Regions from separate parts of the Homo sapiens genome. Here all the other regions are linked to region 1. A link is a loop called in an ENCODE intact Hi-C map of the cell type or tissue named here. Cell type or tissue: PC-9. All regions are shown on one strand.

Evidence for each region. Peaks named below come from ENCODE experiments on the same cell type or tissue, not always from the same donor. Only the 100,000 strongest peaks of a DNase experiment are listed, where the experiment ranks them.
Region 2: it touches region 1 in a loop (17-fold over the local background); 18 of 110 quality-filtered maps call a loop at or near these places.
Region 3: it touches region 1 in a loop (17-fold over the local background); 18 of 110 quality-filtered maps call a loop at or near these places.
Region 4: it touches region 1 in a loop (21-fold over the local background); 2 of 110 quality-filtered maps call a loop at or near these places.
Region 5: a loop joins it to region 1, with 8 times the contacts of the local background. A loop is called at or near these places in 9 of 110 quality-filtered maps.
Region 6: it touches region 1 in a loop (21-fold over the local background); 71 of 110 quality-filtered maps call a loop at or near these places.
Region 7: a loop joins it to region 1, with 2.0 times the contacts of the local background. A loop is called at or near these places in 6 of 110 quality-filtered maps.

What each region holds. Positions count from the first base shown.
Region 1 is chr14:56,337,863-56,341,862 of GRCh38, reverse strand. All of the region lies in intron 5 of LINC02284 (long intergenic non-protein coding RNA 2284), which reads right to left. Among named protein-coding and RNA genes, the nearest start is that of LINC02284, 29 kb to the right of the region's middle. In PC-9, CTCF peaks have their summits at 1,341 and 1,541 (motif pointing right); a DNase peak (open chromatin) is centred at 1,652; H3K27ac peaks cover 556 bases.
Region 2 is chr14:55,444,031-55,448,030 of GRCh38, reverse strand. No RefSeq gene overlaps it. Among named protein-coding and RNA genes, the nearest start is that of TBPL2, 5.4 kb to the right of the region's middle. RefSeq lists enhancers at 1-346, 111-611, 1,686-1,775. In PC-9, CTCF peaks have their summits at 1,476 and 1,676 (motif pointing left); no DNase peak of the experiment used is centred here; H3K27ac peaks cover 1,391 bases.
Region 3 is chr14:55,436,538-55,440,537 of GRCh38, reverse strand. It overlaps TBPL2 (TATA-box binding protein like 2), which reads left to right. Exons shown (of 7, transcript NM_199047.3): 1 at 1-142; 2 at 3,520-3,977. The coding sequence starts at 89. It also overlaps a transcript of FBXO34 not described here. Among named protein-coding and RNA genes, the nearest start is that of TBPL2, 2.1 kb to the left of the region's middle. In PC-9, a CTCF peak has its summit at 2,259 (motif pointing left); a DNase peak (open chromatin) is centred at 2,277.
Region 4 is chr14:55,800,935-55,804,934 of GRCh38, reverse strand. No RefSeq gene overlaps it. Among named protein-coding and RNA genes, the nearest start is that of LINC00520, 6.3 kb to the right of the region's middle. RefSeq lists an enhancer at 281-1,480. In PC-9, a CTCF peak has its summit at 1,775; a DNase peak (open chromatin) is centred at 1,654; H3K4me3 peaks cover 369 bases; H3K27ac peaks cover 2,406 bases.
Region 5 is chr14:56,472,636-56,476,635 of GRCh38, reverse strand. No RefSeq gene overlaps it. Among named protein-coding and RNA genes, the nearest start is that of TMEM260, 110 kb to the left of the region's middle. In PC-9, CTCF peaks have their summits at 1,844 and 2,045 (motif pointing right); no DNase peak of the experiment used is centred here.
Region 6 is chr14:55,705,855-55,709,854 of GRCh38, reverse strand. No RefSeq gene overlaps it. Among named protein-coding and RNA genes, the nearest start is that of LINC00520, 89 kb to the left of the region's middle. In PC-9, CTCF peaks have their summits at 2,122 and 2,328 (motif pointing left); DNase peaks (open chromatin) are centred at 2,324 and 3,684.
Region 7 is chr14:56,245,903-56,249,902 of GRCh38, reverse strand. All of the region lies in intron 2 of PELI2 (pellino E3 ubiquitin protein ligase family member 2), which reads right to left. Among named protein-coding and RNA genes, the nearest start is that of LINC02284, 63 kb to the left of the region's middle. In PC-9, a CTCF peak has its summit at 2,205 (motif pointing left); no DNase peak of the experiment used is centred here.

The sequences.
Region 1 (4,000 bases):
CAGACTATGTCGTTCTCTTCTCATCCAGAGTTACCCTAGTTATTTTGCTAAAGTACCTGATCCCATTCATTCACTCATAGATCTTACACTGAATGCCGGCCATGGGACCTAGGGCTGGGAACCTGGGGACACAAAGATGAATGAGTCTCAGTTCCTAACGTCAAGGGGTTCAGGGGCTACCAGGGAAAACCGACATGTAAAGATGTAGGTAGATCTGTAAAGAAACGTCCTGGAAACCACAGAAGTAATTGTCTCTGATGGGTGAGGAAAGGCTTTCTTTTCTCCTTGATACCTCTCCTGAGTGCCTCTGGTTGCCTCACTTTGGCATCTCATCTCTGCCCTGCCCACTCTGCCCAGTCCCCCTTGGGTATTGACATTTCTGCTAATATCTCCCTCTCTGCACTTCAGATCAGACCTCCAACCCCTAAAGTTATGATTGCAGGTCACAGAGGACAGGTTTGTGCACATAGTACTAATTTTTTCAAATATCTTAGCCATGAGCAGTTATTTTGTAGAGTAAATCAATGCTAATTCTTTAGAGCAAAGCAACATTAAAGTCTTTTTCTTTTTTTTTTTTTTCCTGAAGCACATTCTGAAGATTATAATCTACAAAGAGTACTAAAATGAGAAAGGATCCCTGGGCCTAGCTTGGTACTAATTTTTATTCATCTGATTTATAGAGTGGGTAGGTGAGGTAATGTCCTCCTCATCTCTGGACTGGGGATATGCTGACAGCTCCATCCATCAGGCAAGCTGTCAGAGCATAACGCTTCAAAGAAGCTGTTAAACAAAGGTCCAAATGGCTAACACTTCTAGGAGATGAAAAAGCAGAAGTTAACCTTAGTGTCCAGGGAAAAGTATTTTGCTCATCTAGTAGAGAAATGGATGTAGCAGTAAAGTCTTTAGACAAAGGTATTAGAATTTAAAGACAAATTCCAAATACATGCCTGGATTTCTGCTGCCTTTATGATTCTGGAAGCAATTCCTGGTTAAAATGTATTGATAAATAATCAGCCAGCAACGTTGATCTCACTGAAACTAGGATCCATCTTCATTAGCAAATTTAAGGATCACTTATGTCTATAAATATAGGGCAGAAGAAATAGAGGGGATGTAATCCAAAGTCCGCGGTTATGCCTGTCCACCAAGGAGCTGGATTGCAGCTGGTGGTCTTTAACAATTAGGGGCATGAGAAGGACAATGATCATTTACACAATGACATTAATAGTGTAGTTGGTGACCATTTTATGGTATCTTGAAGAATTTTAGGCACATACAAAACATCCAAAGGACATATTTTAGCTGCTAGGTTTAGTATATTTTCTTTCTTTCATTTCAACACCTTCAATGCCTTTCAACAGTTTTAGATCCCTCTGAGTTTTAGATCATCCAAGTTCCTCAAGGACAGAGAGAGGTTCCATTAGAGCATGACAGACTCATAGAACGACCTCTTTTGAAATCTAGGTCACACAGACAGCGAAAGTATCTCCAGTGGTCTCAGAGATCCTGGCCATGGCTCGGGGCGTGGAGAATAGCTTCAAGAATGGGGGCCTATGCAAGAGGGCCCTCAGCCGGCAGATGGCACTACAGTGTTTGGCAGTCTGAACTTCGTGCGTGCTCTTTAATAAGGGCCTTTTCTCATCATTCTACTCAAAGTGTTGTAATTCCCTCTGATTGTCTTCTCTGCCCTCATTTGACTTTGCTGAGTCATTCCATGCTGTGTCATGAAACTCTGTGCTGCTGCAGGAGACTCAGAAGAAGCTCTAAACACTTTGTGGCTGTTGGGATAACTCAACATGGGGGGCAGGCTGCCATGCCAAGAACCCCAGTGAGGGTGGCTGAGGAGAGGGTCTATGTACGGGGGTAGTGTGAACCCGAGGGTGATGAGGGAGACATAGCTTTGGGTGGCTCTAAGCCTCTCAAAGCATTTGAAGACTCCACTCTAAGTGAACCCTCCACCTCCCCACCTCTCTCTCTCTCACTCCCCTGCCCTGACCCAAAGGCTCCAAGTATCCATATTGCATGGGCAAGTGCATTCTCCTACAGGAAAGATGGGGATGCATGTCAACCTCATAAGCCCCACATAGAAGGGAGATTTCTATCTCCCAGCTGTGCCTGTCTCATTTTGCTTGGAGAAAGAAGGGGATCACAGAGGGGTGGATCACATGCTCCATAAAGGCAAATATTCTCCCCTAAAGAGAACCTCTTTGCTCCCACTGTTGGAGTTGGTGTCAAGGTGGAGTGGGGATGGGAAAGGATATATTTTTACAATCCTCTCCTAATGTCTAAGGAGGAAGGATCCCAAAGAAGATCCCCTAGTTGCTGAAGGAAGATGGGGGTGTTAAATTGATTCAGGTGGGTGGATGCAAATTGGAAGGGGGGAGGACACCTAAATTATTCTACATAATCAGAGGAGGAAAGAGATCAAGAGAAAAACTGGTGGGAGGCAGGGAGGACAAGAGAGAAGGAGACAACTAAGGTGGAGATTTTGATGAAGTGTTGTGTAGTGCAGCGTTTGATATATTCTCTTCTCCATCTTTCCAGAAACAGCCTGGAAAACCGACATTACCAAATAGTGCTTTACGAGTTCTATTGAGGTGGGGAGAAATGAAATTTGAGGAGGGGTTCAGTCTTGGGGAAGTGTTTGTGCGTGATCAAAAGGCAGGAGCAAGAACTGCCCGATGTGCTACGCCAGAACTGAACAACGTGATATAACTAGTGAAGAGTGAGGGACAGCACTCCACTTGGGTCTACTATTGCTATGGCCAAGGTCATTTTGCAGTGTCAGGGCCACTCTCCAGGTGAGTTATGGGGAGAGACCACAAAGAACCTGGAGAGATAGCATGTTTCATCCACCTCTGCTACTCTGCCAGTGATCTGAGAACAAAAGGCCCTCCCAGCCTAAAAGCAGGAATTTAGTGGGGCTCAGTGGAAGTGTTTGTTTTGATAAGAAGCTGCTTTAAAGCCACCATATGTTTGGTTTGATGGTGACACATGGCTGTAAGTGCAGCCTGGGCCCAGATACTAGCTTAGTCAGTGGTTCTCTACGTGTAGGCCCTGGTCCACAAATAACGATGTCACTTGGGAACTTGATAGAAATGTCAACTCTCAGACGCCAACCAAATCTGCCGAACCAGACACCTGAGAGGTAGGGCCCAGTGATGTTGTTAAACAAGTCCCCTTGGTGATCCTGATACATCCTGACATTTGAGAATAACTGGATTATGCAACAATTCTAAATGTTTGGTATCTGAACCCCAGTAGGGCTTGTCAAACACAGAATCCCAAAATCTCTAGCACAGACACCAGAGATTTTGGCTGTGTAAGCCTTGGGTGAGCTTGGCACCCTTTGTTTAATAAGCTCTGCAGTAATTCTTGTCCCCATCTAAGTTCGGGAACCACTAGAGCAACAGATTAAGAAGAAACTGAGTCCATATCCTGAAATTATGAGCTAATGTGGCTGGCAAATTGAACAACTTATTGAAACAATAGAGACCTTCCAGGATAAGTAAAGGAGCTTAATTAATGTTCCCAATTAATACAGGATGTCCTGCAGCTCATGGAGAGGAAGCTTTGGAGATTATACTTAGGGAAGAATTCTTCAACCTTAAGCTCAAAGCTTGACTTCAGAGAATTCAAGCAGTTATGGAATAAATGGGGCCCCAGGGAGTAACCCAGAGACTAATTCATACCTCACAGGGCAGCAGCTGTGGCCCCAAGTGTCCAATGCAGATAGGGCAGGGCACCCTGCTTCTCCAGGCAGGATCTAGAGTTCAAGAGTAGTCCTTAGAATCACCCAGGAGTTAGGAGGTGGGCACAAATGCAGATTCAGGTTCCTGAGCCCCTCTCAGGCCTGCTGAATCCATTTGTAGGATTGGTGACCAAGAATCTAAATTCCTACTGTGTGCCTTAGCTGTCTGTCATGCACATTCCAATTTGAGAACCACTGATCACCGAGTGTGGTTAGCATCACTTACACTTTGGTGAAAGGCAAAGACTA
Region 2 (4,000 bases), 890 kb after region 1:
TCAGACCGAAGTCTTCTAGAAGATTTTTAATTTTTATGGGTACCTAGTAGATGTATATAGAAGATTTTCATTGTTAGTACAAGTACAAACACATACAAAAATCCATTCCTAGTCAGGTGCACACAAAGTGGAGTTCAGGCCAGGCATGGCACTTTGGGAGGCCGAGGCAGGCGGATCACCTGAGTTCAGGCGTTCGAGACCAGCCTGACCAAAGTGGTGAAACCCCGTCTCTACTAAAAATACAAACAAATTAGCTGGGTGTGGTGGTGTGCACCTATAATCCCAGCTACTCAGGAGGCTGAGGCAGGAGAATTGCTTGAACCCAGCAGGCAAAGGTTGCAGTGAGCCAAGATCGTGCCACTCCACTCCAGCCTGGGCGACAGAGTGAGGCCCTGTCTCAAAAAAAAAAAAAAAAAAGTGGAGTTCAGAGCAGACAGAAGCTGAAATCTTCATCCATATTTTCCCAAGCAAATACGGTAAAACCTAATCTCCCTGTTTTGCTGTGCGTGGCAGGAGACAGGTAGCTACTGTCTGGGATCAGACATCCCTGATGTGCTCAGCGTGGAAAATGGTAAAGCAACTCTCTCCTGCCCAGAATCAGTGCTGATTGATTGGTTCTGTTTCCATGAAACAACTGCCAAAACGATGCTTATAAATAACACTTCCCAGTTATAATATGCTTTCTAAAAGAATGCATTATTTATTGTAGAAACGCTGTGATGGAATATGTTCACACAGAAAGAAAATAATAGGGATCAGTCAAGGGAGAAAAAGAAACTTGTGAAATTTTAATTCTTGTCTTTAATATTACGTGAAATTAAGCCATTTTCCTGAGAAACTTTAAACACAGCAAGTCTTCTTTATGGCCAGTGTATAGCACTGCCTGAGAAGGAAAGCTGCACCATTATGATTCAAGATTTTCAGTGGACTGGGGTTGGTGAGCAAAGACTATGGAGATCAAGGTTATCTGTGTTGTGCTTCAGCAGCTCCTGACTAAGCCATTACACAGGCTCCTTCCCAGATGCTGAAGTTCATGCTCCACCTCCACCAAAAAGGGGGAGGAAGAATTACTGTGGGTTTTTATTTCAAACGATTACTGAAAGGACAAGAATTCATTGAATTTTGATCTAGAAAAGGCCTCTGTGCAGTGCTCAAATCCACCTCCCTATTCTTGTGTATAAAATCACTGTCTGGAAACTGACAGCTCCATGTAGAGATCAATCACACCCAATGTCCATGGCTTCTAAAAGAAAGAGAAGGCTGCATTTAGCAAATATTGCCACCATTAAAAAAAAGTTCTCTCCCAACATGGCTTCTAGAAACCTAATCTCATTTATGCAAATTCTTTTCCGTTTTTTCCTGGGCAGCGAAATTGCCCCTCACATTTAACAACCATCAAGATAGTGTGAATGTGGATTACTCTACAAGCACTTTCCGTTTAGCTCCTATAAATAGGACCTCCTTGTATAAAATAGCACATATATTCACATTGACTGATACAGTAACTAATCTTATTTATTTTTGGAAGTACCCTCTGGTCTTCTGCCATGGAGAAGTAGCTACCCTTTTTTTCTTTAACATTTAGGGAATGCATGCTCCCCCCCCTTTTTTTTTTCCTCTCTCCCCTCAAAGCTGTTTGTTTTCTCCCCAAACCAGAAGGTATTCCCCTCATGGAGATGAAAGTGCGCCCCCTAGTGAACAATGTTTCTCAACATCCCTCCAACACTGAATTTCCATCTTCATTATTCTTGCCAGAGAATCCCAGGCCCCAGTGGTGACGTGACTGCATTTGAGAGGTTGAGGTTCAGTGCCCAGGGCTTAGGAGCTTTTCAAGGGACAGTAAAATTGTTTGAGAGCTAAGAAAGTCTGTTGACTCCAAACATTTTTTTCTATTCCAAAACTGAAATTAGTGAATTTGATTAAATGTCTATAAAATATCAACTAATCATAAGCAATTCAACTCTTAAATTGTTACATATAAATTATATTTAATGTAGAATGTAGGTTCATTTTTAAATTGTCTATGAAGAGGCCAGGCATTGTGGCTCACGCCTATAATCCCAGCACTTTGGGAGGCCAAGGTTGGGGGGGGATTGCTTGAGCCCAGAAGTTCAAGACTAGCCAGGGCAACATAGCAAGACCCTCAGCTCTACAAAAATTTTTGTTTTAATTTCCAGCTAATTTTTTAAAATTTTGTGTAGAGATGGGAGTTTTCACCTGTAGACAGGTGTGTGGTACACACCTGCAGTCATAACTAATACTTAGGAGGCTGAGGTGGGAGGATTACTTGAGCCTGGGAGGTTGAGGCTGCAGTGAGCCATGACCACACCACTGCACTCCAGCCTGGAGTGTCTCAAATATATATTATATGTATATATGTGTGTGTATATATATATATATATATATATATATATATATATATATTTTTTTTTTTTTTTCTGTGAGGAGGGACAGGTCCTCTTAAAATACGAGTAAAAGCCATATTTTCCATAGAATTGACCTCTGTTCAAGACTCTTCATGACCATGAATATGCACTCCTGTCTTAACATTATTCTTTTAAAGATTCTAATAACAATACTTCATACTTGCAAAGTGCTTAGTAAAAGTTTACGTATGGCCACAGCACAGTGACTCACGTCTATAATCCCAGCACTTTGGGAGGCCAAGGCAGGTGGATTGCTTGAGCCCAGAAATTCAAGACCAGCCTGAGCAACAAGGCAAAACCCCATCTCTACAAAAAAATACAAAAAATTAGCTGGGTGTGGTGGCGCAAGCCTAGAGGCCCAACTACTTGGGAGGCTGAGCGGGGAGGATCACCTGAGCCTGGGATGTCAAAGCTGCAGTGAACTGTGATTGTGCCACTGCACTCCAGCATGAGCAACAGAGTGAGACCTTATATCAAAAAAAAAAAAAAAGTTAACATATGCTTCTATTTAAGGCATTTAATCTTTACAACAGTAAATTGAGAAAGAAAAGAATGAATTGGATATAGTAGTTTTTCGGTTTTCTTCTTTTTTTGCCAAAGTATAAAATATTATAAATTCTGAAGCCAAAAAAAAAAAAAAGTCAGAATCAAAACAGATAACCACCACAGTTCAAAAGAAAACAAACTAATTTGAAATGGTCTATGTAAGCCTTTGGTAAGGGACAATACATAGCAAATGACTCCATAGTCAGACACTCTGGGACGAGTTACTCAACCTCTCTGTGCCTCAGTATCCTCAACTGTAACGTGGGGACAAAAAGAGTATTTATCTCACCAGGTCTTCGAGACATTTAAATGAGTTCATATATGTGAAACACTTAGAATAGCGTGTGGTACATAGTAAGAGCTGAATAAATGCTAGCAATTAACTGTTAGTCAATCAAACCATAGCAATCTTTGATTCCCAGAAAAGAATAGCTTAAGATTTTGGGCTGGGCGCAGTGGCTCACACCTGTAATCTCAACACTTTGGGAGGCCGAGGCAGACAGATCACCTGAGGTCAGGAGTTTGAGACCAGCCTGGCCAACATGGTGAAACCCCATCTATACTTAAAAAAAAAAGTGCAAAAGTTAGCTGGGCGAGGTAGCACGAGCCTGTAATCCCAGCTACTCCAGAGGCTAAGACGGGAAAATTGCTTGGACCCGGGAGGCAGAGACTGCAGTGAGCTGAGATCGCACCACTGCACTCCCCGCCTGAGTGACAGTGCAAGACCCTATCTCAAAAAATAATTTAAAAAAAAACAAGATCTTGTATAAATCTCAAACAACTAAAACACTCACAAAACAATCACTAATATTATATTTTGAAACATTTTACCTGGAAACAATCTCAAACTTACAAAAAGTTACAGGAATAAAAATAAGGAACGTTGGTACACCTTTTACCCAAATGAGCTTATTACCATTTTATTCCTCTATTATTTGCATGGCACATCACTGCAAATTTGTGTCTCTACTTATTATAATTTTGATGTATTTGTTTTCTCTTGTAAAGTAACAAATTACCACAAATTT
Region 3 (4,000 bases), 900 kb after region 1:
TGCGCCCTGGCCGGAGCGGGTTCCGAGGCTGCTCGCTCCGCGCTTACCCTCTTACCCGCCCCCACCCCCAACAGTGGGATTACGGTCCATGGAGCAGGAGGAGACCTACCTGGAGCTCTACCTGGACCAGTGCGCCGCTCAGGTGAGGCTGCCGCCACTGTCCCAGAGTCAGGACCCAAGTCCCGCCCGGTCCTGTGCCAAGGGCTTTGCCTTCGTTCCTCTTAAAACTCATAGCGACCATAAGAGGCGGGCTTGGTTTCCCAAGTCATTAAGTTGAAGGTTAGAAGCTTCGAAAAGTGAAATAATTTGACCAAGGTTGCCAAACAGAGCTCGAACTTCATCTAGCACGAATCCAGAACCGTTCACTCAGTTACCAGATTACATGGCCCTTCCCAGGTTGTTCTGGTTTTTGATTGATTGATTGATTGATTGATTGATTTTTCTCTGAGATGGAGTCTCGCCCAGGCTGGAGTGCAGTGGCGCGATCTCAGCTCACTGCAACCTCCGCCTCCTGGGTTCAAGCGATTCTCGTGCCTCAGCCTCCCGTGTAGCTGGGATTTCAGGCACACGCACCACACCTGGCTAATTTTTTTTTTTTTTTTTTTTTGAGACAGAGTCTCGCTCTGTCACCCAGGCTGGAGTGCAGTGGCGCGATCTCGGCTCACTGCAAGCTCTGCCTCCCAGGTTCACGCCATTCTCCTACCTCAGCCTCCCGAGTAGCTGGGACTACAGGAGCCCGCCACTACGCCCGGCTAATTTTTTTGTATTTTTAGTAGAGACAGTGTTTCACCGTGTTAGCCAGGATGGTCTCGATCTCCTGACCTCGTGATCCACCCGCCTTGGCCTCCCAAAGTGCTGGGATTACAGGCGTGAGCCACCATGCCCGGCTAATTTTTGTATTTTTTAGTAGAGACGGGGGGGGGTTTGCTTTTCTCCCCAGGCTGGTGTTGAACTCTTGACCTCAAGTCATCCCACCCACCTTGGCCTCCCGAAGTGCTGGGATTTCAGGCGTGAGCCACCACTCCTGGCCCCCCGCCTGGTTCTAAAGGACATGCACAGAGAGTGCATTGTGCTAGCTGTAGTGACTTCAGGTTCCCACGGGTTTCTGCTTTGACAGGGGAAACAGAGAGCCCCTGTCCCCTGCAGCATGGATGCCAGTACTAGGCCTCCCTCTAGAAGTCAAGTCTCTGGTGGAGCTGGTGGTTGCAGGGTTTGCCAAATGTCAACTAGAAACACCTGTGGCTTTTTTTTTTTTTTTTAAAGTTAATTACTCTTAAGACTTAAAAATCCTTAGCATTGGGCAGGGTGAGGTGGCTCACGCCTGTAATCCCAGCACTTTGGGAGGCCGAGGCACGTGGCTCATTTGAGGTCAGGAGTTCAAGACCAGCCTGGCCAACATGGCGAAACTTCGCCTCTGCTAAAAAATACAAAAATTAGCTGGGCGTGGTGGCAGGAGCCTGTAGTCCCAGCTACTCGGGAGGCTGAGGCAGGAGAATTGCTTGCATCCAGGAGGAAGAGGTTGCAGTGAGCCGAGATGGTGCCACTGCACTCCAGCCTGGGCGACAGAGTGAGACTCCGTCTCAAAAAAAAAAAAAGGCAAGAGAGCAACTTACTTTTTTTTTTTTTTTTTTGGTGGGAGAATTTTTTTATAAAGACAATGATCAGCACTGAGGTAGAAATGGTGACTTTCCCTAGCATTTAACACAGCAAAGAAGAGCCCAGACAGGAAAGGTTCTGAGAAAGGTAAGTGGATACAGTTTAACAAAAATGACTAAAGATTCTGAAGCCAAGGATGCAGTGAACGTGCTACACAGACATGTTCTGAGGAGAGTCACTACAGGCAGACCCTGCAGGGAGCCGGTCAAGTTTCCATTACCATAAAACATCCTCCTTCAAATCCTCGCCATTGCCTTACATTCTTGTGTACGTGTAGCTTTGTTCCCTGATAAAATGCCATGATGGGGAAGGGGAAGGGGAAGGGAGACACTGACTGTTGCAGCTTTGGTGCTTTAGCGTAAATTGCGGGAGGAGACCCTTTACATCTGGGACAGGTGAGACCAAGGAAACCCTGCAGTGGAATTGGGGCCCATTGTCCCCATCTCACTTTTCTTAGGCCACTCTGTGGGTTGAGGGTGGGGAAAGATGGGAGCGTATCATGTATTCATAATGAAATAGAGGTCAAAAATCTTATTTCAAGAGAATAGCTTGATTTTGTTTTTAATTCTAAGTGCTTTCTTTAAACAATTAGTCACCCCTGCCACCTGCTGGACTTGTAGTAACAGAACACTCCAATAGGCTCCAGTCAGACGTACATTAGCGGAGGTAGCATTGTCACTGAGAAGATGCAACACGGTGCATTCCTGACCCTTCAGTGGTCAGAAAAGAAATAAGATCTTTTTGAGTTTCTCCTGCAAGCAGTGCTCAAAATCTGGAGTCCAGGCCCGTAACTTGAGTGAAGCAGGTGGTAATGCATTTATCAAGCTAATCGATTTTTTCCCATAATAAAGTCCATGAATTTTACATTAGTTGCTTTCCTCAGGTGCACACATCATTCTCTCCGTTGCTGGATAATGGTAGTTGAGCAGCCTTCCCTGGACTGAAAATAAATTGATTTACACTATTCTTACCATTTAAGTTTCAATAACTTTTTTCCTAGTGTAAATTCTTCTAACTAGAACATTACAAGAATTCTTATTACGCCTTTGCCTAGAAGGAATAACCATGGGTCTTTAGTGAGTCTTGATTAGCATTCAACTATATCTTAAACTTCCTTCATTTATTCTATTTACATTTAAAACTCAAAATTATTTCAAAGTAAAGTCAACTAAAGTTTATAATTAACTTAAATAATACAGTATATCTGTTCTCTTCAAAGTATACAACAATTTAGAGCATGGTTGCTCAATTGCCTCTATTGCAAAATTGGACTTAGAGAGTGGCAACTTACTAGAGATCTAACCAAAGTAGCTAAGATAGTTTATGAAGAATGCTTTTTCTGCATTTTAAAATATTCTTTTCTGTTTCCATTAAGTGTGCTGTAACTGTAATAGAATCATTTTTTAGATGGAGTCTCGCTCTGATACCCAGGCTGGAGTGCAGTAGCATGATCTCGACTCACTGCAACCTCTGCCTCCCAGGTTCAAGAGATTCTCATGCCTCAGCCTCCCCAGTAGCTGGGATTACAGGCAGGCACTACCATGCTCTGCTAATTTTTGCATTTTTAGTAGAGACGTGGTTTCACCACATTGGCCAGGCTAGTCTCAAAACTCCTAGCCTCCAGCCATCCGCCTGCCTCAGCCTTCCAAAGTGCTGGGATTACAGGCGTGAGCTACCACATCTGGCCTGTAGTAGAATCTTAATGGCATTTTCTAGAAAAAAGCAGTGCATGAATACAAGCAATCTTGAACTGCCTCTTACACTGAATACATTGCCTGCCTGCCTGCCATAGTGACATCCCTTTTGTGTAACATGCTGTTCTGTCTGTTGTGTTTTTGTCTGTCTGTTTTGGGAACTGCCTAGGATGGCCTTGCCCCACCCAGGTCTCCCCTGTTCAGCCCAGTTGTACCTTATGATATGTACATACTGAATGCATCCAATCCGGATACTGCATTTAATTCGAACCCTGAAGTCAAAGAAACATCTGGTGATTTCTCATCTGTGGATCTTAGCTTCCTACCAGATGAAGTTACCCAGGAAAATAAAGACCAGCCTGTCATTAGCAAACACGAAACTGAAGAAAATTCTGAAAGCCAAAGTCCACAAAGTAGGTTGCCATCACCCAGCGAACAGGACGTTGGGCTGGGCTTAAACAGCAGCAGTTTGTCAAATTCCCATTCACAGCTGCACCCTGGTGATACTGACTCAGTCCAGCCCTCTCCTGAGAAACCAAACTCCGACTCCTTGTCTCTGGCATCCATAACTCCCATGACACCAATGACCCCTATTTCAGAATGTTGTGGAATTGTACCTCAACTACAGTAAGTTTTTATTTTTGTTTTAA
Region 4 (4,000 bases), 540 kb after region 1:
GTAATGATGCAGTCTCTCTGGGTCAGTCTGGTATCTCCATCAAGTTGTGGATCTTACTTTGTCCACATTGTGATGCCTCCTGCCCTGGAAAAGGTAAATCCCGGCTGGGCAAACATCCATCTACCTAACAAGAGAGAGAGGAGAAGACTGCAGACCTCAAGAAGTTCTTGGCAGCTTGGCCCTGCAGAAGACATAGAGGTTTGTCAGGTCTTAGTTTAGGTTCCTCCATAAACCAACCCTGAGACCAGGATTTAGGTGCAAGTGTTTCTGTGGAGGTGACCAGAATGCACAATGACTGAGCTGGAAGTTGAGATAGGGAAGGGAAGCGAGCCAATTAAGGAGTATAAATGAGAAACTTGCAATTGCAGACAGCCAGGACTCAGTCCTACTGGGACCCTCTTAGGGACTGTGCAGCACACATCTCAGAATTGATCACTGTGTCCCTTATTGGCTGAGCGAGGCTCCTGGAGTATTGATTCCCCAGCACTTCAAGTCTGTTCCCAGGAAGCACAGCCAGAGAATATTCTCATCCAGGGAGCCGAGGAAGCCATTGTGCCTGTACAGGAGCTGTCTATGAATGATGTCCACCATAGACTAAGGGGACTTGGGCCGGGCGCCAACAACTCCTGCTACATCTAATGACAGATAGTGAGCTTGTTAGAACAGTGCCCCATGGGTAGAGGTGTTTTAGAATATCTCAGATTTTTGTTAACTTCCTAGAAACCCTCTCGAAAAATCCTTAAATAGACACAGTTACATAAATGAGCCTCTTCATGATTTCTTTGAAAGAATGATTCATGTGCATGAAACAAAGCCTTCCCCACTTGTGGCTTGGGTTTTGCCCTTCCTGGAATCTTAATCCAGGGCCTCCAAAGCTTTGAGTAGGAAGTTCAGACACTGGGAGGAGGTCAGATCTCACCATTTTTCCATGGAGACCAGGCAGGAAAAGAGACAGAGTAGTCTGTTTTGCAGTGCTTTGAAGTTCAGATGAAAAGCCCAGCAGGGAGGCACACACACCCTTCCCCAAAGTATGGGTGTGCAGTGGGGAGCTCAGGAACTGGTGGAATAAACTGGATTCTACTGAGAAAATATAATCTCTCCCCCCAGGTGCCCTTCCACCACCCATCTAGACACGCCTACTTTCAAAAGCCCTGGGCAGAACAGGCTTACTTTGAACAACAGAACCATATCAGGGAAAATTTCCTGGAATTCAGACATGGAAAAACTCACCCAACTACCATGTGATACCTTGATCCATGAAGCTCCCACTCCCCGCAGGCACTGTTAACCCCTATAGGGCCTTTCAATAATATCCTCATTCAACTAAATGTCACATTGGTCTTTGCCAACAAAGAGGAATTTTCCACATGCTTTGCTGCCTCTGTTACATTCTTGAAAACGGCAGGTGATTCTGCATGGAAGGTTCCAAGAAGGAAGAAACGTCTCCTTATTCCCAGGCTACAGCCCACATTGAAGGTCCACCATTGAACAAAAAGATGGGAGTAGGTCAAGAAGTTTTCTGCAACTACAGCTTTAGAATAAAAATTGCTGATAAACAGTTCACCCAGGTGATGGTGAGAGGGTCACAAGGTAGACAACAAGGAAGTCAGAGTCCTGTGTTCCTGTTGACTCTTACTGATTTTGTGGCCTTGGATGAATCATTTGACCTATCAAGACTTGTAAATTGATGAGTCACTTAGGAATAGTAAATACAGTCAGCTTTTAGAACACTGCCCTCTACCTAGAACAGAACCTCAGCAACTACAACTGTGCCATAGCCCCTAGAAGAGTCCCTTGCATGCAATATAGGCACTCAATATTTGGTGACTGAATGAATGAGTGAATGTGGTAAACATGTCTACTGCTCTGACTCCTGCACCCAGGGCAGACATTACTAATCAACTGTGACTGTTTTTCATGCAAAAAGTAGATGCAGTGTCAGAATTCTGCTTAGCATAACTCTCCAGACAGGCACAACCAATCTATTAGAGATCACATGTGAAATGTTATCTATTTGCCGTTCCTGAATGAGCTCTAGTATTTTTCCACATTAAACTTTCCTAGTAAGGGAAATACTAAAAGATAGATGGATTGTCACTCAGAGAAAATAAACACAATTGAATATTTCGATCTTGTTTGTCTGCATAAGAATCGATATTTTTTCATCCTGACTAGTGCAGAAAATGCATTTGTTCAGTGAAGACTCCATAATATCAGGCTACTTGGAGTTCTTGCAGCCAAACCCACATTCCTAGAGCCCTGTGGGAGCCATTCAATTTCTCACCCCAATCATGTAGAAGAAAATTGGCTCCAAGGCATATCCCCATCCTGGCAATTAGACACCTCTGGTCAGTGTTAACTCTAGGAGGGTCTAATGTCTGGGATCTGGTTTGTCATCTGAGGGCCATACTCCCTACCAAGTTCACATTGGTGAAATATCAAGGACAACAATAAAAGGAAAAAGAAGCTACAGAGAGGCAATAGAGAGTGAGATAGGAAGAGGGGATTTTCAACACAGAAATCTTCAATGTTTTTAGCCCTCACTGGCTGAGCTGCCTGGAAATAGTTGGTAGCATTAATCCATTGTCTTTTGTGGAAGGCTGTGTAACAGCTTGATGGGTTCATCTTGCTTCTGATTAGACAGAGTGAATTTATCAAGACAGGGGAATTGCTAAAGAGAAAGAGTTTAATTCATACAGAGCTGGCTGAACAGAAGATTGCAGTTTTATTCAGCCTCCATGAAAATTTAGAGGCTAGGATTTTTAAAAGATAGTTTGGCAGGCAGGGGCCTAGGGAATGGGGAATACTGATTGGTCAGGTCAGGGATGGAATCACAGGGAGTCAAAGCTGTCCTCTTGCACTGAGTTTGTTCCCAGGTGGGGACCATGAGATGAGCCAGTTTACTGGTCTGGGTGGCACCAGCTGATCCATCAGAATACAGAGTCTGAAAAATATCTCAAACACCAATCTTTATGATAGTGATGCCATCTATAGGAGCAACTGGGGTGATTAGTGATCTTGTGGCCTGTAGCTACAAGACTCCTGAACCATAATCTCTAATCTTGTCACTAATTGTTGGTTTTACAAAGGCAACCTGGTCTCCAAGTGATATGGTTAGGCTTCGAGTCCCCACCCAAATCTCATCTTGTATTGTAATCCCCAGGTGTTGAGGGAGAGACCTGGTGGGAGGTAATTGGATCATGGGGGTGGTTTCCTCTTTGCTGTTCTCATGACAGGGAGTTCTCACAAGATCTCATGGTTTTATAAATTGCAGTTTCCCCTGGGCTTTTCACTCTCCCACCTGCCGCCATGTAAGACATGCCTGCTTTCCCCTTTTGCCATGATTGTAAGTTTCCTGAGGCCTCTCCAGCCATGCAGAACTGTGAGTCAATTAAACTGCTTTCCTTTATAAATTACCCAGTCTCAGGTAGTATCTTTATAGCATTGTGAAAACAGACTAATACACCAAGCAAGGAGAGAGTTTGTTTGGGGAGAGGCTGTTATCATCTTTGTTTCAAAGTTAAACTATAAACTAAATTCCTTTCAAAGTTAGCTTGGCCTACCCCGGGAATAAACAAAGGCAGCTTGGAGTTTAAAGGCAAGATGGAGTCAGTTAGGTCAGGTCTCTTTCACTGTCTTAATTTTCTCACTGTTACAATTTTTGCAAAGGAGGTTTCATCTGAATGACTATCTTGGGCACAAATATTAAAGCCCACCAAATGGCTTTTGGAACATCATCAAAAGAAAAGTATGAAGTTGCCAATCTTCACATTTGAACAGAGCTGTGAATATCTTGGGGATAGCTGATGACTCATGCTCCTCTGCACAGTGCTCACCTAAGCAAGCTATAACCACCCGATGGGTTCTTCCTGCCTGCTGCACAAACAAAATCAACTTACCAAGACCATGGCATTGCAGTAAAGAAAGAGTTCAATTGACATGAGGAGACAGTTATTACTCAAATCAATCTCCCCAAGTGCTCATAGGTTAGGGTTTTTTT
Region 5 (4,000 bases), 130 kb before region 1:
TCCACATAGCTGTTCAACTGCTTTGTTTAGTTTTCTCAGTCATACATGGCAGAGCAAACTACAAAACATCATTTTCCTTGACATGCCCATCCAGAACCAATTGTTTAAAACTGGATGTTTAAATTTGGGCATTTAGAATTATTAAATCACCAGGAGCTGAACTGTAGTGAATTGTAAAGAAAGGTAAGAACGTGGCTAATCAAAGTCCTCTTCAATTCAATAGGTATTTGCTGACAACCTAATATATACCAGGCATGTGTGTGGAATGAAAGGGTTTCTCTTTCAGCTGCAGCATTTCCCCATTATGCTGAAAGGGCTAATTTCAAACTGATGATGAACCTCTGTTTCTTCAAACAGATGATGAACCTCTTTGTTTCATGGTTTTTGTTTTCATGAGTTATCCAACAATTTCACTTTCCTGAAACCAGATTCTGCTACAGACGCCCCTCAAGGACTCCAAGGTATATCTGTTCTTTTAAACAGGTCTATGTATTGCTCAAATACCTATCAGACTTCTCATGGGACAATCCAAATTTTTCATCTCTCTGGCTTCCTTTGTTTAAAGAAGTTAACATTGCCACGATTCTTGGTTGTTATATTCTATTATCTAGCTTACAATATACAAAGACTCCCTGGCATTACAGCTATTTCAAAGAGGTCATATTTTCAATTTTGTAAATTTTCCAAATGAATATCATTTGAAATATTTAGTTTAAAACGATGCTAGCTTTCTGAGAACCTGTCATAATTTTCCCAGTATAGCCTTAACACAAAATATGTTAGAGCAAAATAAAATCTCTTTAAATCTTTCATTTCAGAAAATGACCTTCAATGCAGTCCATAAGCATTTATTGAGTACTGTGGGAGATCCTAAGATTGAAATACAATTTTTTTGCAACTAGGGCCTTATAATTTTAATGGAGAACCAAAATATAAAGATATGTATGTATGTGTGTATATGTGTGTGTATATATATATATACACACATATATGTATATATATACATATATATACATATATATGTATATATATACATATATACATATATATGTATATATATACACATATATGTGTATATATATACATATATATGTATGTGTATATATATACATATATATATATGTGTGTGTATATATATATATATATATATTTTTTTTTTTTTTTTTTTCTTTTTTGAGACAGAGTCTTACTTTGTTGCCCAGGCTGGAGTGCAGCAGTGTGATCTCGGCTCACTGCAACCTCCATCTCCACCTCCTGGGCTCAGGTAATCCTTCCACCTCATCCTCTCAAGTAGCTGGGATTACAGAGATGCGCCACCACGTCTGGCTAATTTTTGTATTTTTTTGTAGACAACTATTAGCGTGCTTTTGCCATGTTAGCCAAGCTGGTCCTGAACTCCTGGCCTCAAGTGATCTGCCCGCTTTGGCCTTCCAAAGTGCTGGGATTACAGGCATTAGCCACCATTCCCGGCCTGTATTTATATATTTTAAGGGATTAAGATAGCAATGAAAAGTAATTTTCATGGGCCTTCCAGGGAAGGGGAGGGTGAGAGGAAAGAAGAGAGGAGAGAGAGAGACAAAGTTTGGGGTAGGTGTCCACAAGCAAGTAGGAACTTAGAGTCTTCCTGAAGTCATCTACTTTGCAGGGGAAGGGTCTTAATAATGATAATGTTAATAATAATAACTAATGTCTATTTGGTGTCTGTACACTGCACGTCCTGATATTAAATTGTTGTTCACTTACTGTTCGCTTAGAATATTCACATAAAAAAATATTTATTAAGCTTTACCATGGTGCTGGGATACAGAAGAAAGAGTGGATAGAAGATAGCTATGCAAATAAAGAAAGAAACATATAATAGAAGTAGGCACCGAGTGTGGCCATGTATTTCCTCTTAAGTGGCAACACGTTCTTGCATTTTTACACAAAGCTAGAACTCATTGATACTCAGAGGCTGTAATGAGAATTTCTACGGAATGTAGCTTTTATCTCTGCAGTATTAACTTTGGTCAAAAGATGGCAGCAAAGTTCAGCTAGCTCTTCGGAAACCACTTCTCAAAAGTGAGGGGAGAAGGGAGTAACTATTCACATCTTTTACAGGTTAATGGGCAAGTTGGGGAAAGGTTGTCTTGCCGCCTACACATGAAATTGTTTTCGAATTGTATATCACAATATTTATTAAACATTAAAATATCACAAGTTCAATGTAAGCCAGGTTATAATATTCAAATTATATTTATTCATTCACTTGTTAATTTACAAATGTAAATATTCATTAATTTCCCAAATGTTTTAGTACCTGCTAGGCATTAGCACTACACTGAGAGCTGATGATACTTGTCGACCAGAATATACACAGTTCCAGCTCTCATTGAACATAGGGCCTAGAGTGGGAATGATATTAAAAAGATAAATAAAGAAATGAACTTGTAATTAATTATTCATAGAATGTAATTACCTGTGGTAATTATATTGTATTTTTTCAGTTTCCTAGTACTTGAGAGTAACAGAAAATACTCAAGCATTTATTTTTCAATTGCTTGACTAATTATTCAGTTGCCTAGGACAGTACCTGGCACAAAGTAGGTGCTTAGTAAAGAGCTGTTAAGTGAGTGAAGGAGTGTAATTACAAATCTGAGATACACATGTCCAGAACATGACTGGAGACAAGTTTCTAATGAAGGAACATGACCTGGGTCTGGGAAAGTGATGTAGGTCTGAAGGATGAGTAGGAGGTAACTAGATGGCTGTGTATGTGTGTGGATTGGAGGTGGGGAGTCTCTGGGCATACAGTAGACCATGAGTAAAGGCCCTGTGACGATGGTGGTTGTGGGGTAGGGAGGGGGTGGAGAGGAGGCATGGGAACATGTCTTGCTACAGGGAACTAAAAGACCAGTGCGGCCTCAGCACAGGGAGTCAGGGGGTTGAACAGTGATGCACAACATAGACTTTGGTGTAAAGAATGAGTAGGAGAGGGACGAGAGTGGATTTGGGTAGAACAGGTGGGAAGCTGTTGCAGTCCAGGTGAGAGATGGTGGTAGCTTAGACTAGGGGGTGGGCTAATGGAGTGGGAAGTTGTCAAAGTCACCCGATGGGAGCACATGATTATATACAGACTATAGAGTGTGAGGGAGAGAGGAGCTCCAAGGATTACTGACTTGTGCAATGGGGTGTGGTAGAAAGGAAATTCTGGAGGAAAACCAATTTGGGGGAGGAGGGAAGATCCTAAGTTCTATCTGAAACATTCTGAGAATTTGAGACATCCTAGTAGAAATATTAAGTCCATAATTACATTGAAGGGACAGAGCACAGAGAGGTCTGGAGTGGAAATTGATTTGGGAGCCATTGGCATGTAGATGACATTTGAAAAGAAAAGGCCTGGTTGAATCCACATATGAAGAGAGTATAGGGAAAGAAATGGGGACTAAGACTAGCCTTGGGGAACTCACACTAGGTGCCTGGTGGAGAAGGATGGCGGCAAACAAAACAGAAGTAGCCAGAGAAGAAAAGAGGAGAGCCAGGAAAGAGTGTGTGAGTGCAATGGACAGAACTCTGGACACAGGAAGACCTTTCTCATGTTCTGAGAAAGGTTGGCATCTCCATCCTCCACCACAGTCCTTCCATCCAGCCTGTTCATTCACCCATTTAACTGTGGCCCTTGCTAGCTCCAACACAAATGTCCTTGGCTCTTGGTAGAGCCAGTCCCAGGAAGATAATGTATTTTGAGCCACCAAAACTATAGATCATGGCAAATAGAGAGCAAAGAATAATGACATGGACATTGGTGGAAGAATTTATTTACAGTTCCAAAGAAAAAGACCACTGGACTAAGAGTTAGGAAGCCAGAGATCCAATCTGAGCTCCCCCACTGGCCTGCTGTGCCAGTTTAGGGATTTCTCTGGCTATGCTTTATTTCAGTGTTATCATCATTAAATTTCAGGGCAGGAGACTGTGGTGGGTGGGTGGGCAAAGAGAAGGAAGAAAGTAAGAGAAAATAATA
Region 6 (4,000 bases), 630 kb after region 1:
TAATTCTTGCCTGAATTATTACTATGTAATAATTAAAATAATATAAAAATTAATAAAAATAATTGTAATAATATTACAATAATAATTATTTCAACCACCATAGTGGTTGAAAATGGTGCTTTTGTAATTCTATCATTTGTATTTATTAATTGGCATTCTTCTACAAAGAAAGGCTTTCCCTTCTCCCCTCCCCTTTTATTTAGTATAAATATAGATGGATAGGTTCTTTTTTAATGCAATGAGTTATTACTCATAACTGTTATTACTAATTTTGATTCTCAGGTTGTCCGAAATTTGTCCAGGGGAGCCCCTTGAAGCAAATCCTGTGTCATTTTGACACACCTTCAGTTTTAAACACCTTATGGTGGTATTTAAAATGAAAGAAAGAAATCAAGGTTGAAATGCTGAAGAAGGAAGAAGAGCCACAAAGGACAAGACAAGAGAAAGATAGTTCTGATGACAATGAAACTCTTTTTAACTAAAACAGAACTCTTGTCTTCAGCCAGAGCTCTCTGTTGTCCACCGCTGGGACTTAGATATATTCAGGAGCCACAGGGACAGGCCTGACAACAGGAAACATACATGGAAAGTCTCCTGGGAAGAACTCAAGATTTTTCACCTGATGGACTTTAAAGTATTAAGGCATGCCTGGCAAATAGTCTATTTTCAGAAGGGTGAAGGAAGGTAGGACTCATCCTAAGGAAAGAGACAGTTGGGCACAATGGATTGGTCCTTGGTTGTTAAAGGAGAATAGAAGTTATTAAAAATGAAAGTATGGGGGATACTACAGGAATCCACCTCCAGCCAGCCCTGTAGGTGAGAGAGAGGTAACTGAGAGGAATGGGAACTCTAGCTCATGGAGGTTCAAGCAACACTGCTTTGGAACCCTTCTAGCAGAAGGCAACACACCGGGGAGACAGCTGCACTTCCCCTTGGCAGCACAGCTTGTTATGGAATGAATGTTTGTGTCCCTAAAATTCATACACTGAAATCCTAATCCCCAATGTGATGGTATTAGGAGGTGGGGCCTTTGGGTGGTAAATAGGTCATGTGGGTGGAGCCATCACGAATGGGATTAATGCCCTTATAAAAGGGATCCAGAGAGTTGTCCCTCTCGTCCTCGCTCTCGCTCTTGCTCTCTTCCTCCCATGTGAAGACCCAAAGAGAAGTGAGCAGCCTGCAACCCAGGAGAGGGCCTGGCCTTGCCAGAACCTGGCCATGCTGCACCCTGACCTCAGACTTCTAGACCTCCGAGCTGCGAGAAATACACTTCTGTTGTTTATAAACCATCTAGTCTATGGTAATTAGTTATAGCAGCCCTAATGAGCTAAGACACAACCCCATACAGCTTTGGTTTCCAGGGAAGCCACAGCAGAATCTACTTTGGCTGGCAGATCACTTGCACCTGGTGGAACAGTGCAGACACTACCAGAGAGGGCTTCTTTATGAGAACCTTGGGACTGACCCACAGAAATACATGAAATGGAAAAGAAGATGAACTATTTAGATAACTCTACATGAACAGCCTAGGCCGATTAATTTAGGCTACAAAATAAATAGTCCTTTGCCTGGGAAGTAGACATGGAAGTTATAATGATCCCTGAAACAAAGGCTCAGTGGGGTCCTCCTGTGTCTCAAGGCCAACTAGCTAGTAAGTAGTACTCACAGGACCTGAACTCCTAGTCCAACATCCTCTCCACCTAGCAGAAAGGAAATGAAGGCAGATGTGGAATTCCAGAAGGATGGAAAGAGAAGTCAACATCGCCACAGTAAGAAAAGTGTGGATGAGAATGATGTAGGAAGAGTCAGAATGGTCTGCATACGAGAGCCAAGAAGGTCACCTCAGGAACCCCAAGACTGAGGAAGAGATTCCATGGAAGCCAAAGGTACCCCAGGGCAGCACCGTTAAGGGACAGGAGAGATCAGGAACATGCCCTACTGGCTCTGCCTCAGATGACCAACAAACACGGTCCATAGTCAAATGGAATGGGGAGAATAAAGGAAAAACTGCACCTCAACGAAAGCAGAAATGATCACAGGCAGAATCACAGTGGGGAAAGAAGGCAAGAAGCAGGAACAATGAAACAAAAGTCGATGTCAGGCCTTTGTTGGGCAATACCCACTATTCATAAGTATTTGTGATAGACGAAGATGCCCTCAGGGAAACACTTCAACAAAAGCACAAGATCAAACCTTGACGGGAATGGCTGCCAGTCCCTAATACAAACCTTTGCTTATTTATTTTAAATCTCTGAGCATCACTTACAGGAAAAATAAACTTTCCTTCCAAAACTAAGTTTGCTTATATGCATTGTCTATTGCCTCCCCCTAGTGATTGGATATGTGAAATGCCATAAGAATCTATTGGCAGAGCTGGAGAAATTAAGTGACCGCGATGATGGTGATGACAATGACGATGATGATGATGATGATGCCTTTTTATACTTGAACAGTACTGCATGCTCCTCAAAGTGCTTTCACACAGGTAATTTCATGTATCTGGATAACTACTTTGTAAAATAGACAATATGGATTCCACTTCCAAATCATCTCACACTGACATTGCTTTGGAGCCTATTAATCAAAATCCGAGACAGAAAACTACCTAGGGATTTGGAGTCAGACCTACATTTGTAGCCTGGTGCCACCATGCACCCCTTTGTGATTTCGAGCCAGTGGCTTAAACCATGAGCCTCCATTTCCATATGTGTAAAAGGGGTTGAGACTGTATATATCATAGAGATACAATAACCACTATATGAATCATTCAGTACTGGCTTGAGCACTGTGCCTGGTGTGAGGTAAGACCTTTTAAAATGTCATGGTGGTGGTTGTTGTTGCTGCTGCTGCTGCTGCTGCTTGTTAATGGCATCTTTTAGGAGTGGTCTTTCACTTCCTCAGGATCACATTTATGATTTCTGAGCCTGCTGGGAGACAATTCTTCCTTGTATCTAACTGAAAAACATGTACTTTACTTAAATCTACTTTCAACCAGATGCAGGAGCTTGTGCCTGTAATCCCAGTGCTTTGGGAGGCTGAGGCAGGAGGATCGCTTAAGGCCAGGAGTTCAAGTCTGCAGTGAACCATGATCACACCACTGCACTACAGCCTGGGTGACAGAGCAAGACCCTGTCTCAGAAAAAAAAAAAAAAAATCTACTTCTCTTTCTCAATTTTCCTTATTTTCCAGTTATTTTTCCCTCCTTGGCCTGGCTTATGACCTGTCTTAGGGTTCATTTCTAAAGCAGAAGAACCTTGGCCTGACAAGAAGTGCAAAATTGCAGGGTGTCCTTTCCAGATGCTCCTTCAGATGCTATAAAGTCTGCCTGTCCAGCCTAGGAACCCTGGGAGCTAAGTGCAATCAGAAGAGCACATTAGACCAGGCGTTGCTCAGAACAATTCTCTTCCTCAAAGACTTTATCCCTGGTGGTTAAAGAGGAACTAGTGGTCATAAGAAAGTGTGGAAAAATCAGATAGGGAGCTTTTTAAGACTCTAAATCTGGCTTATTATCAGTGAGCAAGCTTATGAAGCACACATGCACCTGAGTGCATGCGCACACACACACACACAGAGGTTCACAGCAATTATGGGCTTATGAGATCTGCCTGGGGATAGCGAAAAGTAATTCCTGAAGTCAGCTACCAAAAATAGCTCCAGCACCTGGGCTTAGCAGACGTCAGGATGAAAAGCAAACAGCTTATTCTTGAGCAAACACTTTTGACACAACCACAAGTCACCCAGGCAGCCCTCATCGCAGGTGCTGGCCTGTCTCCACTTCATGGAGGAGTCAAGAGTCTGCCACATCCCATTAGGCCTTATGAAATAATAAGTAGGAGAGAAAGTAAAATGGTATTCAGGAACTACAGAAACTTCTTTATCCTGATGCTTCCTTCCTACTGCTGAAGAAAACACCATCCTTGCCACCTCCAAGTGGCAGAAGTCTATAATTCTTTTTCCTGCATACTAGGAAGGTCTTTCTCAATAGTTATGCCCTGGGATG
Region 7 (4,000 bases), 92 kb after region 1:
CTCAAAAATATTTCAGTGACATCAAGATTCGCATGACGCATGCTAGGCATGTGTGATCCTTTATTCAGTGACTGAGTCAGGGCACACATTGATGGGACAGAGCAGTGAGAGACACACTCCTGGTGTCAGTCACTCTCAGTCTCTAACCTGAGTTCCCACAGAGCTGAACACACGAGCCACACATTTTGTCAGCCACTTGCTGCCCCAAATGCTGTGTAATTCCTTGTGTGTATTCCCATATTGCCTCCTCAGGGGAACACAAGCCCTTCCTTGTTCATGAGACACACCTGGAGCATGCTCAGTACTGGGGTTACAAAGAACAGTTCTTGTCCCTTAGATACTCACATGGGACTCTGCACCTAATAGTCCCAGAAATATCCGTTGAATTAAACTGACTGCACCTTGGAAGAGTTGAATGGAGGAGGAAGTGGTCTTTGGTGGGGATGCTGAGGCTGCAGGATTTAAATAGGAGGGAAAACGTTATCTGGGGGAGGAGAGGCTTTCACACTGATGTTAACAAACATGTAAATAAGAATAACCAACAATGTGATGAGGGTGGATGGGCAAATGCATGATATATGTAAAGGATGTTAAATGAAAGAGGGAACCATTAATGCCCAGGGCACAGGGCCTTACTTTTCTTCTCTCCCACCCCTATCCCTGCCTGGCACAGAGTAAATGCTCAATACCGCTTGAATTTTAGTGGACGTTAATTCCTTAAGCTTAGAATTCTCATATGTGAATGTTTGGAAACTAAAAGAGACCTGTACCAATCTTTTGAAGCCAATACACACTTCCGAGCATCACATAATCTATATCCCATGGCCAATTCACGGCACCACTATGACAGGGATTACCTGTTAACAGTACTCAAGCCTTTGTGGGAAAGGCCCAACGGAAACACAAACACCAAAACTGGACACAAACTGGGAGAGAAGATGTGCATTTTACTTTTTGAAATGACCATTAACCCTGCTTCCCTGAGACTTCCTAAGAAGAAACATGATATCCTCTACAAGTGGCATGGCAGGAGCAGCCGCAGCACATGGACTGCCCTTCTCATGGCATTCAGCAACCCCCGGGGAGGGTTTTCAACAGCCAAGCCCCAGAATACTAAGGAGCAGCAACAGCCCTCTCGGTGTCTCCTCTGTGCCTGAGCCTGATTAGAGTCACCCCTTTTCTCTACACCTCCCAACCAGCTTCTCATGTTGCAGATTCAAGGCCAAATTCCTGGGCCTGGAATTCAAGACTCCAGGATCCGGCCTCCTCATGGCACCCTTCAGGTCAGCCTCCCCATCCATGCTCCTGCATGCCTTCCTTCTGCTTCCCAACCCTCCATGTTCTCCTGTGCCTCTCCACCAAGGCTCCCTGCCAGCCTGGAGGCTCCTTCTCACAGTCACCCTCAGCAGAACGGTAAGCCACCTCTTGTGTGAAGCTTTCCCTGACTCTCCTGATGATCGGGATGTATCGCTTCTTTTTCTGGGCTGTTTTAATTCTCTGTGCTTCAATTCTTTCAGATTAAAAAAAAAAAGGAATAATGATCTGTATTCTCTCACTTCAGAGTCCTTGATCTTAAAAAGTTAAAGAATAAATTAAAATGTGCGCGAAACTTAATGTTCTCATTATTTACTATGCTCAAAGAAGCCACATATTTGGTCGGCTCATATGACATGTTCGTTGCATAATAGCAGCATGGTAGACGCTGAAAATTATTTTTGGACTGTATTTCACATTTAGGCAACTACTTTTAATGGTTTAAATCAACCCAAATATTCTGAAAATATAGTTTAACTGATTATATTCAATCTGATCGTGCTAAAAAATTGCCAAATGGAGCATCAACACTGGAGCCAGTTACGTGGCAGCTAGCCTAACAAAATCAAAATAGCACTGACACTTTTCCTTCTCTTGGCAATAAAACAGTGGGCATTTTTAGACATTTTTCAGACACTTTCCAAAGTATAGACATCTGTCGTTTATATTTCAAGTTTCTCCAAATATAGAATATAGTGTCATCCTTCCAGACTGGGTAGCAAAGATTACTCACTAAATGACTACTTTCTTAACAAGATTCCATGAAGGCATCTGACAAGGTCTGTCTCGACATTTCTATACATACAATGGAGAAATATAGTTAGAAGATAATACCCAAAGTAGATTTATACCTGGGTGAATGATTATACCTATAAAATCAGTTTCAACATAACAGGAGCCCTCTGGTGGCAACTACAGAATTCTGTCTTGTGTTAATCCATGATTTTCAAGATGTTAACGAAAGTAGGTTGATCACAATTTTTAAAATGAAGCAATACCAAAGACAGTGAATCCACTGATGACAGGGTCAAAATCTACCCAATGACTACATTATAAAAACAGGCCAAATGTAACAAGATAAGGCATTTTTAAAGTGATAAATGTACATTTATATGTGTAGGTTCAGACAATCAACTCTCATGAATAAAGATCTATGCTCAAGCAGTCCCCTGCACCACTATTTCTAACAGCATGCAGACAACCTAAACATCCATCCGTAAGGGGACAGCTAAATAAATTAAGGGGATAGAGTATACTTTGTAGCAACAAAAAGAAAAACTACAGTTGACTGAAATAATAATCGGAAGAATATACACGATAAATCTTGGGTGATAAAAGTAGTTTAAGCATTGTATACAGAGACTGTTCCCATTCCTGTTTTGGTTTTGAAAGAATTCCGTGTGTGTATGTTGATTTTCATACACACATTATGTATGTGTTTGTACATATAATAGCAACATTTGAGCACTTGCTGTGTACCAGACACAATTCTACAGGTCCATTATATTTATTAACTCAATCTTTTCAGAGACACAGGTACACATTCGTATCTCTGTATTTTATTTAGGTACAGAAAGTAAGCAGTAGACCAACAACGTAAAAAGGTACTCTCGTATCACACTACCACATGGTTACTGGGGTGGAGAAGGTTTTTCTTATATATTTCTGTATAGTTTAAAGGTTTTTCAGAAGAATGTAATATTTCTTAAATTCTAAAAAGGAAACGTGGCCAAGATAGTAAGTATGAGAAAAATTGCACAATATAAGTCAATGTATGATGGAATAATTAAATGGGATAGGAGACACAGCGCTGCTACTTCCTAGGTAAATTACCTTGAACAATTTACTTAACTTTTGAGTCTTAGTTTCCCAGCGTACTACAGATAATCAAAACTATTTGCAAAGTAATATGGGTTAAATAAAGTAATGCATAACCATGTCAAGCCCATACTTCCTGGTACACAGTTGGCCTACGTCCGTAAACACTGCTTTTAACAGAGAAACAACACAAAAAAATCACTCTAATCAATACTGGTAGACCACGCTTGTCCTGAAGAGCACTCAAATGCAGAGGCTCGGAGAGGCCAGAAAGGAGAAGGACATGGGAAACACAGGAGGAAGGGTTGAAAGAATTAGTGCAACTTGCCCTGGAAGTGATGTCTTAGGGGAAGATTAGCAGCTTAAGTAGTTATTAACATTAGAGAAAATGTTGACTTTTTCTGTTTGGCTGTGATGGACAGAATCAAAACCAAGGTATAAAAGTTACGGTTAAAGGGAAGGGGGATCAGATTTGAGTGTAAATATATAAACCTTGTAACAGTTACAGCTGTTGAAAATGGTACCAAGTTGCCCAGTAATGGAGTTGTTATTCTTGTCAAGTCATAGCAAACTTTACAACCTCTGTTTGCCCCATGAGAGAAAGTACATGGAGAACGCACCAGGTGCACTCCAGAGGAGATCCATGCTTGCAGAGGAAGGATAAAGTAGATTACTCCTGAAGTCTCCTGTAACTTTAAGATTTATATGATCTATGGCATTCAAAGGCACTCTGCAGTTCGAAAAGTCTATTAGTTTAGTAGCTACAGTCATCTTTCAATGTCCATGGTGGACTGGTTCCAGGACTCCTGCAGATACCAAAATCTGAGGATGCTCAAGTCTCTTACATAAATTGGTATAGTATTTGCAT